Linked DNA regions of Homo sapiens: regions 1 and 2 are each linked to region 3. Evidence: chromatin contacts called from ENCODE Hi-C or POLR2A ChIA-PET data. All regions are on one chromosome and are shown on one strand. The core of a region is the stretch at or near the end of the contact, and the rest is flanking DNA. Distances in the headings are between cores, read along the strand shown.

Evidence for each region. Hi-C counts contacts between places; a loop is a spot of excess contacts on that map. ChIA-PET counts read pairs that join two places held with the same protein, here RNA polymerase II (POLR2A). Pooled maps may share reads with other maps.
Region 1: a loop to region 3 is called in a pooled map, with 6 times the contacts of the local background. The contact joins the promoter of SOD2 here to the promoter of LINC02901 in region 3. A Hi-C loop is called at or near these places in 1 of 168 maps with a recorded cell type or tissue (naive thymus-derived CD4-positive, alpha-beta T cell), 1 of 37 single-sample maps with no recorded cell type and 7 of 50 pooled maps. POLR2A ChIA-PET finds 5 or more read pairs at or near these places in 1 of 52 experiments (naive thymus-derived CD4-positive, alpha-beta T cell).
Region 2: a pooled map shows a loop between it and region 3 (2.7-fold over the local background). The contact joins the enhancer-like site here to the promoter of LINC02901 in region 3. A Hi-C loop is called at or near these places in 2 of 37 single-sample maps with no recorded cell type and 5 of 50 pooled maps.

What each region holds. Positions count from the first base shown.
Region 1 is chr6:159,690,040-159,694,490 of GRCh38, forward strand. SOD2 (superoxide dismutase 2) reads right to left here and starts at 3,202. Exons shown (of 5, transcript NM_000636.4): 1 at 3,106-3,202; 2 at 2,622-2,824. The coding sequence starts at 3,128. RefSeq lists an enhancer at 2,445-2,514 and silencers at 2,885-3,064, 3,265-3,554, 4,235-4,404.
Region 2 is chr6:158,240,351-158,244,481 of GRCh38, forward strand. It overlaps a transcript of TULP4 not described here and the pseudogene SRP72P2. Among named protein-coding and RNA genes, the nearest start is that of TULP4, 70 kb to the right of the region's middle. RefSeq lists enhancers at 1,883-1,992, 2,103-2,172, 2,573-2,622. Within about 2 kb of position 2,346, at least 17 of the 41 ENCODE cell types and tissues checked have a DNase peak (open chromatin) inside an H3K27ac peak, as active enhancers do.
Region 3 is chr6:158,867,359-158,871,317 of GRCh38, forward strand. It overlaps LINC02901 (long intergenic non-protein coding RNA 2901), which reads left to right and starts at 2,456. Exons shown (of 3, transcript NR_160980.1): 1 at 2,456-2,619. RefSeq lists enhancers at 1,430-2,102, 2,103-2,775, 2,676-2,845, 2,776-3,449 and a silencer at 2,276-2,595.

The DNA.
Region 1 (4,451 bases), core at 1,952-4,451, 820 kb after region 3:
TTGGGAGGCTGAGATGGGCGGATCACTTGAGGTCAGGAGTTCCAGACCAGCCTGGACGACATGGAAAAACCCTGTCTCTACTAAAAAACCCACAAAAAGTAGCCAGGCGTGGTGGCGTACGCCTGTAATCCCAGCTACTCAGGAGGCTGAGGCAGGAGAATTGCTTGAACCCAGGAGACGGAGGTTGTAGTGAGCCGAGATCACATCACTGCACTCCAACCTGCGGGACAGACTGAGATTCCGTCAAAAAAAAAAAAAAAAAAAAAAGTATGTCTGACTAGGCACGGTGGCTCACACCTGTAATCCCAGCACTCTGGAAGGCCGAGGTGCGTGGATAGGGGAGCCCAGGAATTCAAGAGCAGCCTGGGCAACATAGTGTGACCCCGTCTGTTTTTTTTAGACAGAATTAAAAAAAAAATTTTTAAAAGGAACATACGTAGACAATGCTGCTTTCTGAAACAAGCTCCAGTTGTTTAGCGATTCAGAAAGGAGAGAACCAACTGATATCTGAATACACAGCTAATCTCAAAGGGTTTTTTAAAGACACCAACTTTTTTTTTCCTTTGTTAGGTTTACAAACAGTTTTTTATAGATCTGTGTTTCCCTTATTAAATTTTCTTGAGAGTCACTCTAAAAATAGATGTAACTTTTCTATTGTTTTTTAATAAATCAATAGTAACTGAATTTTTAAAATGGGAAAGATACATGCTTAATGAGAGATAATTTAATAATCTTAACATCTTACAGTTTGCTTACTCATTTTAAAATTAATAAAAATTGAGGGCTTAATATCTGCTTTTAAGAACACTTTTCTGAAATTCAACATTTTATTTGGTTTCAGTTTAGTTTTTGCCTCAAATAATAATAAAAGTCAAATGCTTTTTGTTGAAAAATATTCATATTAGTCAGTTAAATGTGATGAGATTATGACATTGTTTTATCTTTTTTCCCCAAGTTTTCAAACATGAAAATCTTTTTAATAATTTTTAAAATATGTTTAAGTAAAAGAAAGCTCTGCAGGTACTCAATCACTTATAAACAATATAGTACAATACAATAAAAAGCTTTTTTCCAGTGGGTTGTATTACATAAGTAAGGCTCTGATTCCACAAGTAAAGGACTGAAATTAAGTTGTTTTTAAAATACTGAAGAGAAAGGTTCCTGGTGTCAGATGTTGCCTTACAGGAAGTACTTTCACAACTGGGGTATTCCCCAGTCTCTCCCCATTACATGTTTCCCAAATTTGTTATTTCCTAAATCACGGGGCCTTTTCCCGTAATTCAAGGTTCGTCTGTCTCAAGTAAATCTTCCAGAATGTGGTAACTTCCTCCTCTTTTAATCATTTACTTCAAACACAATCAGGCTGAAATACTGCATTTTTCCACTAGATGCCTCCAGTCAACAAGATGTGACTGTCTAAAAATTACTCAACAAATTTCATAACCCCGAAATTCAAAACATTTAAGGAAAAGTAAACATTTTTTACTACGTAGCTTACCAAGCAATACAGAGAGTCTAAAAAACATGACTATCGATTATCTTCCTTGTGCAAACCACTAACGAATAAATTAAAAAGACAATACTATTTTGTAAAAAACGTTAAAACATAACATTCCCATACACACCCCCAAAAGGCACAGACTCAAAAAGTCCACATACCCCTGGTTTTATCAACCGAGCTCTTGAGAAAAAAAAAAAAAGTTAACAACATATATTTTAATTGCATTACAAATATGAGTAAATAGTAAATAAAAACAAGCCTGTTTCAGTTTCCCACTAAAGGGCTATTTTCCTTGTGAACTTTGACCCCTAAGGGAAATCAAGAAAAGTATCAAGTCTAAAGATCCTGAACTGTTCCACAGTTAGGTTACTGCTTTTTTGGTAACGCACACCACAACGGTGTGCCTCCTCCTCTCCCACCTGAAGTCAAGTGGGCTCAGTGAAGTTTCACCTGCAGGGTAGCTGGGGATGCAGGGAGTCTCCAAGTCCTAGGCTGGAGTCCCGACCCCGTTTGCTCTCAGGAAGATGACAAGGACCATGGTTCCTAGCACGGAGTAGTGTCCTCCTGTCTCCCACCTTCAGTGTGACCTGGCAGTAAGACACCACTCCCACTTCTATCAGGAGGTGACCCTGACACTCAGAGACACCTGCGGACCCGATGATGTCTGGCCACCAGTGGACAGGCGCTCTCAGCCCTCCTGCAAACGGCTGGCACACCTACCTGAGAGACCAAACATTTCCCCAAAGCACATTATACAACAAGAACAATTTCAATTTGCAAAAAAAACGAGTGACACAGTAGAGCTTTCTTTTCAGGCCCTACAATTCACCAGTGCTGGCAATATGTGTAACGGAATGTGGCTCACAACAGTAAGGCAAGCTCCTTCGCAGGACCCCAAGTTCCCTGAGATGACAGAAGTGTGTTCAAACCCATCGAGGCACTCCTTCTACAATGAGGTAGACCATGTGTTTAAAAGAGAGACTATCGTGCCTGGAAAACTCGGAACCGGTACAAATACGAAGCGAGTTCTCCTCCACGGAGAGGCCCGTCCGTATGGGGCCTGGCTCCCTGGGGTCGCCTCTGCCGGGGACTGCCTCCCGCCGCTCAGCCTGGAACCTACCCTTGGCCAACGCCTCCTGGTACTTCTCCTCGGTGACGTTCAGGTTGTTCACGTAGGCCGCGTGGTGCTTGCTGTGGTGCAGCTGCATGATCTGCGCGTTGATGTGAGGTTCCAGGGCGCCGTAGTCGTAGGGCAGGTCGGGGAGGCTGTGCTTCTGCCTGGAGCCCAGATACCCCAAAACCGGAGCCAGCTGCCTGCTGGTGCTGAAGACGAGAAAGCACAGCCCGGTCAGTCAGCGCCGCGGGACCGTCTACGCAGGCTGGGCTGCCGAGGAACGGCAGCGCGCGGCGTCCCCCGAGTCCCCGCGTCCCCTCCCTGCGGATCCCCGCTCCAGCCGCCGCGCCGGGCACTCCCGGGAGAACCGCCTGCAGGTGCCCCGGTCCCGCCAGGCCCGGTGCGGCCACTGTCGCCATTGCCGCGGAGGCCCTGCCCGCCGCGAGCCCCTTCGCCCTTGGGGCCGTGACCGGGTCCCCTTTCTTCTCACCCGCACACTGCCCGGCTCAACATGCTGCTAGTGCTGGTGCTACCGCTGATGCCGCCGATCTGCTGAAGCCGCTGCCGAAGCCACCACAGCCACGAGTGCCGCTCCTGCGCCGCCCGCGGGCCTTAAGAAAGCGCGGGGAGCAGGGCCGCGACCCCAGCTGCGCCGCAAGGGCACCGCCGCCCCGCCCCCCCCCCCCGCGGGCCCCGCCCCGCGCCCGCCGCGCCCAACCCCGGGGGTGCCCTGCGTGCCTGTCCCGCCCGCCCGCGCTTGCCGTACACCCCGCGCCCAGGGCACGGGAGAAAGGAGGCTGCAGGCTAGCCTCGGCCTCGGCAACCTCGCTGCCTGTCTGCCGTACTTGAGTGGCGCGCGGCCGAAGGGAGGCGGCCCCTGCCCCCGTGGAGTTGGTACGGCCCGAAGGCCCTGCCTCCGGCTCCGCCCCTGAGGGTGCCGGCGGGGATCTGGCTGCACTAGGCGGCTGCGGCGCCTGCCCCTGAGTTTTGGTTGCGCTGCCGGGGGGCCGCGGGGTCCAGAGGCCTCACTGCAAAAAGACATTCATACCCTCCCAGGGCCCCCGTGGCCGTTCCTAGGGAAGACGGGGCCTAGCTGCTGGTCAGCGCCGCCCAGCCGGCCTATGAGCTGAGGGTAGAGCCAGCGCCCTTCCAACCCGTATTCAGTACTCTTGCGCCGTACCCTTGCTTTGCAAGTAAGCCGACCTTGGGACCTATTCCAGGACAGGAGGCACACAGACTTTGTCCCCACCGGCTGCCTAAGAACAGTTCTTGGACACCCACGACGTGCCCGAGACTGCAGGCAGGATTTGCACACATTTATCTTTATTTTTACCCCTAGGGTTGGTATTATTGATTCTAGTAATAGTGAAATCCTTTGAGGTTAAGCAGCTTCTCCTGGGCACAGTTAACTGAGTCAGGACTAGTTCCCACCTTCCTCACTACTAAGCCCTGGCAGTCATGTTTTGTGTGTTTACAGTAACTCTGTGAACCAACTGTTCAGGATAACATAAAAGGACAACAGAGGATTCTTTCCTGCGCTGTCTTGTAGCCTAGTAAGCTGTTAAGTATCAAGTGCTCTCTCAACAGTTAAACAACAATCCTGAATGGTGTGAATCTTCCATGTGTAGAGGTTAGGAAATCTACACTGCCATTGGCGGGAGTTGCCCCTTTATTGAAAAGAATATGATGGAAGGTAGCAGGTGCTGAACCGTTTCCGTTGCTTCTTGCAACCCCCGTACAGCCCTCCGAAGGATGACTAGGCTTCCGGTAAGTGGAATGGGAAAACAGTCAGGCGAAGAGGAACCACCTGAACTTGGCTTCACAACAGGAAGGGCT
Region 2 (4,131 bases), core at 1,096-3,595, 630 kb before region 3:
CCCCCACCTCCCTCCCGGACCGGGCGGCTGGCCGGGCAGAGGGGCTCCTCACTTCCCAGTAGGGGCGGCCGGGCAGAGGCGCCCCTCACCTCCCAGACGGGGCGGCTGGCTGGGCGGAAGGCTGACCCCCCCACCTCCCTCCCGGACAGGGCGGCTGGCCGGGCGGGGGGCTGACCCCCCCACCTCCCTCCCGGACGGGGGCGGCTGGCCGGGCAGAGGGGCTCCTCACTTCCCAGTAGGGGCGGCCGGGCAGAGGCGCCCCTCACCTCCCAGACGGGGCGGCTGGCCGGGTGGAGGCTGACCCCCCCACCTCCCTCCCAGACGGGGCAGCTGGCCAGGCGGGGGGCTGACCCCCCCCACCTCCCTCCCGGACGGGGCGGCTGGCCGGGCGGGGGGCTGACCCCCCCACCTCCCTCCCGGTCGGCACGGCTGGCCAGGCGGGGGGCTGAACCCCCCACCTCCCTCCCGGATGGCATGGCTGGCTGGGCGGGGGGGCTGACCCCCCACCTCCCTCCCGGACGGGGTGGCTGCCGGGCGGAGACGCTCCTCACTTCCCAGATCGGGTGGCTGCCGGGCGGAGAGGCTCCTCACTTCTCAGTCAGGGCAGCTGCCGGGCGGAGGGGCTCCTCACTTCTCAGACGGGGTGGTTGCCAGGCAGAGGGTCTCCTCACTTCTCAGATGGGGCGGCCGGGTAGAGACGCTCCTCACCTCCCAGACGGGGTCTCGGCCGGGCAGAGGCGCTCCTCACGTCCCAGAGGGGGCGGCGGGGCAGAGGCGCTCCCCACATCTCAGACGATGGGCGGCCGGGCAGAGACGCTCCTCACTTCCTAGATGTGATGGCGGCTGGGAAGAGGCGCTCCTCACTTCCTAGATGGGATGGCGGCCGGGCGGAGACGCTCCTCACTTTCCAGACTGGGCAGCCAGGCAGAGGGGCTCCTCACATCCCAGATGATGGGCGGCCAGGCAGACACTCCTCACTTCCCAGACGGGGTGGCGGCCGGGCAGAGGCTGCAATCTCGGCACTTTGGGAGGCCAAGGCAGGCGGCTGGGAGGTGTAGGTTGTAGTGAGCTGAGATCACGCCACTGCACTCCAGCCTGGGCACCATTGAGCACTGAGTGAACGAGACTCCGTCTGCAATCCCGGCACCTCGGGAGGCCAAGGCTGGCGGATCACTCGCGGTTAGGGGCTGGAGACCGCCCGGCCAATACAGCGAAACCCCGTCTCCACCAAAACCAGTCAGGCGTGAAATTGTTTTTTTTTTGAGATGGTGTCTCGCTCTGTCACCCAGGCTGGAGTGCAGTGGCGTGACCTTGGCTCACCGCAACCTCTGCGTCTCTGGTTCAAGCGATTCTTCTGCCTCAGCCTCCCGAGTAGCCGGGACTACAGGCACGCACCATCACGCCCAGCTAATTTTTGTATTTTTAGTAGAGACGGGGTTTTACCGTATTGGCCAGGCTGGTCTCGAACTCCTGACCTTGTGATCTGCCTGCCTCCGCCTCCCAAAGTGCTGGGATTACAGGCATGAGCCACCGCGCCAGGCCAGCTTTGTTAAATTCTATAGCTTGTAGTTGTTTCTTGGAAAGCTTAAACTCTACTCTTTCCGCATTGGTTAATTTCACTTTCTTCTTGGAGTCAAAGACATTTTGGTCCTTGTTAATGGTAATGATGTTATTTGCAATTACATCTAGTAACCCTACATCCGTTGGTTTTAGTAGTAGTATTTGATTGTAAAGTTGCAGAGCCTCCTCTGTTTGACCCTGAAGCTGCAGAATATAGGCCATCTGACCATAAGTGATGGCCAGTCCTGCCTGTGGGTCTTCCTCAGTCTCATCAGTGTCTTCTGATAATGAATGGTGGCAAAGACCTTCAGCTTTTTGTAGGATGTTCATGGCCTGGTTCAGCTGGCCGTGGTCTATCAGTGCACATGCAGTGTTTAGCACAGCTCATGTGTGCCTTCTTGGAAGCCCAGGCTCTCTGGAGCCACTTTTTCCCAATTGCTTTGAGCTGCAACAACTGCTGAAGGGTTTGTTTTCCTCTCCTCATCATAAGCATCGTGGGAGTTTCGGACGAGATCTCTTTATGCCACTAAGCATTCATCATAGTGTTCCAAACGGTGTAACACTTATCCATAAAGCTCCTTCAGTTTGTCTGTCTGCCGGTTGGTACTTTCTACTGTCTTCAAGACATTCTCAATTCTGTTGAGCCTGTACTCGCAATATGCCTTTTCAAAGGAGAGAGAGTTATTGGCTAACAGTTTGGTGCAAGTATTGATGACATTCAAGGCTTCTCTGAAACTTCCTTTCTGGATAAGGCATATCACTTTACAATGCAGGCCAGTTACATCATCTTTGTGGATCTGCAGTATCTTATTGACAGGCTTGAGAGCACACAGGAAGTTGCTGTTCTGGCCGTACCGGTTCACTTCACTCCACACAGCACAGGCACTGAAACTCCACCCTGCTGCTCACTGTCGCCCAGGCTGGAGTGCAGTGGCGCAATCTTGGCTCACTGCAACCTTCGCCTCCCGGGTTCAAGTGATTCTCCTTGCCCCAGCTTCCCAAGTAGCTGGGATTACAGGTGCCCACCACAACACCCGGCTAATTTTTTTGTTGTTTTTAGTAGAGACAGGGTTTCACTATGTTGGCTAGGCTGGTCTCGAACTCCTGACTTCGTGATCCGCCCGCCTCGGCCTCCCAAAGTGCTGGGATTGCAGACGTGAGCCACCGCACCCGGCCTATCATGGAAATTTTAAAACATTGCTAACAGTGGAGACTGGTGTAATAAAGCACTGTATCTTGCCCAGCTTTGGCAATTTTAAAACGTTACCAGTTTTGTTTGAGCAATACCTCTCACGTCCCTCCACTTGGATTATTTTAAAGCAAATCAAGCTGTCATATAATTTTGTCTGTAAATATTTTAGTACATGTCTCCAAAAGAAAAAGACCCCTTAAAATAATTACAATACTATTATCTTACCTTAAAAATTTTTTCTTAGTATCATCAGATATCCAATCAATACTCCTTGACTGCAGTATATATTTGTGTGTATGTATGTGTGTGTATGGGCGTGTACGTGTGTGTGTGTGTGTTTATATCATATCATATATATATATATGATTGTTTGAATTAAGATGCAAATAAGGTCCATACATTGCAGTTGGATGGTTTAAAGTCTCTTTTAACCTATAGGTTCTCTATCTTTTTTTTTCTTTGCAACTCTTTATTGAAGAAACTGAATTTTATTCTTTGCATCCTTGTAATGTAAAATATGTTATTTTATTTCTTGTGTTTCCTGTACATTGGTAGTTCATTGTAGAGGCTAAATCAAAAGAATCCAATTTTATTTTTTTGTGAGGGCAGGATTATTTTCATCAGGAAGTCTTCTTTCTTTCTTTTTGTGATACTAGCAACCATTCTTGAATGTTAACTTGGTCTATGAGTTCAGGAGGGATTACAATATGGTTACATCCTGTCATTTAGTTATTAGCTGAAATAGGTGTGTGTGTGTGTGTGTGTGTGTGTGTGTGTGTGTGTGTAGAAATTCTCCTTTGTCAATTATTTGGTTACCTTGAGGTATAGAGTGTATAGGAAGGGTTTGAAAAGTGTCTGATTATTTCCCTTGATTTACCAGTTTTCAAAGTTATGATTTGGTCCCCTAGCATCCTCCAGTGGTGATGGTTGAGGGTTTTAAATTTTTTCGCATAACATTATGAACGCCTATTTTAGCATACGTGGTGTGTTTCAGTCCATTGCAGTTACTGTCCTTTCGATGCTCAAATTGCTCCCTCTTTGGGCAGTGTAGGCTTATTTAGGCTGGCACCTGAGTCCTTCTGACACGTCTCTAGTAATCTCATAGCTTCCTTGCTTTACGATATGATGAGATGTTTCAGGTTCGTCCTGTATACTTTCTGTTTCAGACATGAAATCAGAGCAGACCATTTTTAAAAGAAAAAAAACCTAAATGTGCAATAAACAAAATGTTCAGTTTTACTAGTCATTAAATAAATAGAATTCAGAGCTAAAGTAGATACCATTTGTTGTGGACTGAGTGTTTGAGTCCCCCTACCCCCGTTCATATGTTGAAGCCCTAAGTCCCAATGTGATAGTATTTGGAAGTGGGGTCTGTAGGA
Region 3 (3,959 bases), core at 1,206-3,705:
AGTGTAGAAGAAAGTTTGAAAGTCATTCTTATGATCGGTTTGCTTCCTGGTTCCTAACCAACCAAGTGGATCTAAGTGAGGCCACTTTGTAAACAGGTCGTTCTCCAAATTGATGAACACAGCAGAATCTGAGACATTTTCAGAAACTTTGTACTGCAGATTTAATATGGTCTGTTGCTCAGGGGAAGCGGAGATTGTTGAGACTGTAGGCACCCTTATTTTCCCTCTCACATAGCAATCTTTTTTTTTTTCTTAAGACAAGGTCTCGCTCTGTCACCCAGGATGGAGTGCTGCGGTGTGATCACAGCTCACTGCAGCCTGAACCTCCTGGGCTAAAGTGATCTTTCCACCTCAGCCTCCCAAATAGTGGGGATTACAGGTGTGAGCAACCACGCCCCACAGTAGCAATCCTTTTCTTAAACCAGCAGCAGGACAAATGTCTTCCTGAAGATTTGTAACACCTGGTAGTGATCCCAACTCCTTCTGGGCCCGCTTAAGACTAAGTTTCTGGTTAGGAAAGAAGAAACTGCAGAGCTTAGTAGTTAAGGGCACACAGGAGTCAGACAACCTTGGGTGTGAATCCCGGCACTGCCATGGTACTAATGTGTTGCATGAGTCATGTTGAGAGGTGAGGCCAGCTGGACTTCCTGGGTCCAGTGGGGACTTGGGGAACTTTCCTGTCTTACAAGAGGATTGTAAAACGCACCAATCAGCAGGATTCTAAAAGTAGCCAGTCACGGGAAGGATTGAAAAAGAGGGCACTCTGATAGGATAGAAATGGAACATGGGTGGGGACAATAAGGGAATAAAAGCTGGCCACCCCAGCCAGCAGCGGCATCCCACTTGGGTCCTCCTCCATGCTGTGGAAGCTTTTTCGCTCTTCACAATAAACCTTGCTACTGCTCACTCTTTGGGTCCCGGCCATCTTTAAGAGCTGTAACACTCACCGCGAAGGTCTGTGGCTTCATTCTTGAAGTCACTGAGACCACGAACCCACTGGCAGGAACCAAGTCCAGACACAATGTTATGCAAGCTTTCTAGACCCTTTCTGTAAAATGGGTATAATAATAGTATCTAAGTCATGGGGATTTTGTGAGGATTAAATGAAATGCCTGTTAAGCATTTAAAATGCCTGGCACATTGAAAGTTCTTTTTGGAGACAAGTCTTGCTCTGCCGCCCAGGCTGGAGTGCAGTGACATGATCTCTGCTCACTGCAGCCTCTGCCTCCTGGGTTCAAGCAATTCGGTGCCTCAGCCCTGAGTAGCTGGGATTACAGGCATGCGCCAACACGCCCACCCAATTTTTGTATTTTTAGTAGAGATGGGGTTTCACCATGTTGGCCAGGGTGGTCTGGAACTCCTGACCTCAGGTTATCCTCCTGCCTCGACCTCCCAAAGTGCTAGGATTACAGGTGTGAACCACTGCCTTTGGGCCAAAAGTACTTAATTCTTATTGATGTCCACATTCAACAATTACTAGGTTTGTTTTTTCTGCATCCAGCTGCAAATGATCTTCAAAGTTGTGAACTCAGGAAATCTCAGAGGCGTTTATAGGCTTTCCAACCAGAGATGATATTTGTAATTCAAAGAAGTAAATAGAAATCCTTAAGAGAACCCCTTTCAAGCTAAGTTCCCATCTAATATGGAGTGGTGGCTTCGAATGATCCTTTTGGCTTATCTTTTTAAGTGTAAGAATTTTTGATGAATCACACTTCGTACCTATTTGGTCACTTTCACCAAAGTACAAAACCAGTCTGCCACCAGAAGAAATTTAATAACCTTGAGACTCAGAGAAGCAATGCTGCCTGATTGGTGGACAGCCAGACCAGTGAGGGTCAGACGTGGCTCTTCGGCTCCGGACACGGGAATGTGGTGGAAATGAGATCCTCCAGCGATTCTAAGGAGTGTTTTGTTCTTCTGGCTTAAGAGAAGGGCAGAGGACAGAACCAAGGGGAAAGAGAGACAGGCCCAGCCATTGTCTGACGTGAGGCACGATAACACATTAGAGGGCTGGTTTAGCAAAGGGCAAGGTAGAGTTGGCATTAGACGCGCTTGCAAAGGGAGGCGGGCAAGAGCTTCAAGACGCGAATGACACTTGAGCAGCCTGGGCTCACGTCTGGTAAGGTTTACGCCGCCTGTTCCCGCCATCTGGCAACTCCCTCCCAGAAGGGTGAGTTTGGTTCTTGGCAAATCCCCTTCGGACACACAAGCTCTTTTATTAAAATATAACCCCACTAACAGATTGCAGACTAGGCACAGAAGCCCCAAAGCACCCCCAGAGACCGCAGCAGTCCCGCCCCGCCGCCCCCGGATCCGCGCGGCTGCCAGAAGCTCCCCTCCCCCAGATCTTGGCCCCTCCCTGAGGCGCGCGAGCGTGTCGTCGCCCGCTCCCGGCCAATCAGGGCGCGCGACCAAAATAGCGCCATATAAAAGCTGGATGGCGGGCGCGGCCGGTGCAGAGCCTCGCGCTGGGGTGGGGTTGCGCGCGCAGGTGAGGGGGGCGGGGCCGGCGCGACCGGCGGGGCGGGGCGGACACTCCCACCGCGCACCTGCTTCTGCCTGACGTGTACCCGGAAGGTCGTCAGCTCAGGCTCCAAATATGTAACAGTGAGTTTCTAAGTGAGTCACACGGACGCGGTTGGTTTCCAGTGAGGCATAACTCATCGCTTCACTCTTCTCAACGGTTCCCTCTTCGGAAGGAAGCGCAGTCCGCAGCGTCGTCCGAGGGCGTGATCGCCTGCGTCGCACCCGCGTCTCCAGTGGCCACCCCTTGTCCTACAGGAACGCGCATCTGCTTAGCAGGCGCTGAGCCCTTGAGGAGGCCTAAAATGAATGAACGCGGCTGTGCCTCCTGAGCAGGCTCACAGTTGTGGGTGGGGGACAGAAGGGTGTCCATGCCTAAGGTCGACGGCGATAAGACAGACGTTCTTCCCAGGAGGAGATCAGTTCCAGGTGGGAGGCATTTCTAGGAGTCACCTTTCTCCGAGGAAGTGACCTGAGCTGTAGGAGGTGGAATCACAAAGGCTTTGGTGCCCTACACACCTGGGTTTTAGCCTCAGCTTGAGTCACTCACCCAGTCTGTGACGCTGAACACATCAGGAAACCTCAAACTTTCCCCATCTTTAAGATGCAGATAATAGCCGGTCACCATGGCGTGTGCTTGTAATGGCAGCTACTCGGGAGGCTGAGGCAGGAGGATCTCTTGAACCTGGGAGGTGGAGGTTGCAGTAAGCCGAGATCGTGCCACTCACTCCAGCCTGGGCAACAGAGCGAGACTCCATCTCAATAAATAAATAAATAACACTACATGACTGATAGCATATTTTTGAGGAGCATCTCTCCCCCTCCGTGCTTGGGTTTAATCCCCCCTTCCTCTCTCCCTCCCTCCCTTCCTCCCTTCTTTCTTCCTTCGTTACGTTTCTCTTCATTTCTTTTTTTCTCCATCATTCCTTCATTTTTCTTATTTTTTCCTAACTGATATAATTTACACACAATAAATCGCACAGAAATTAAGAGGACAGCTGGGTGAAGTTTTACATATGTATACACATGTCATTAGCCCCTAGGTCAAGATCTAGAACATTTCCATCACCCCAGGTTTCCAACTGCTCCTTCCGGTCAGTAGTACTTCCCCAGAGGTAACCACTATTCATTTGGACTTAAATTACCAAGTATGAGTTGTGTCTACTCTTAAACTTCATGTAATTGCAATCAAGCATTATGCTTTATTCCAAACTTGTCCAACCCGCACAGGCCACGGTTTTGAATGTGGCCCAACACAAATTTGTAAACTTTCTTAAAACATTGCGAGATTTTTTGTGACTTTATTTATTTATTTATTTTTTTGAGACAGAGTCTCTGTTGCCCAGGCTGGAGTGCAGTGGTGTGATCTCGGCTTACTGTAACCACCGCTTCCCAGGTTCAAGCGATTCTCATGCCTCAACCTCCCGAGTAGCTGA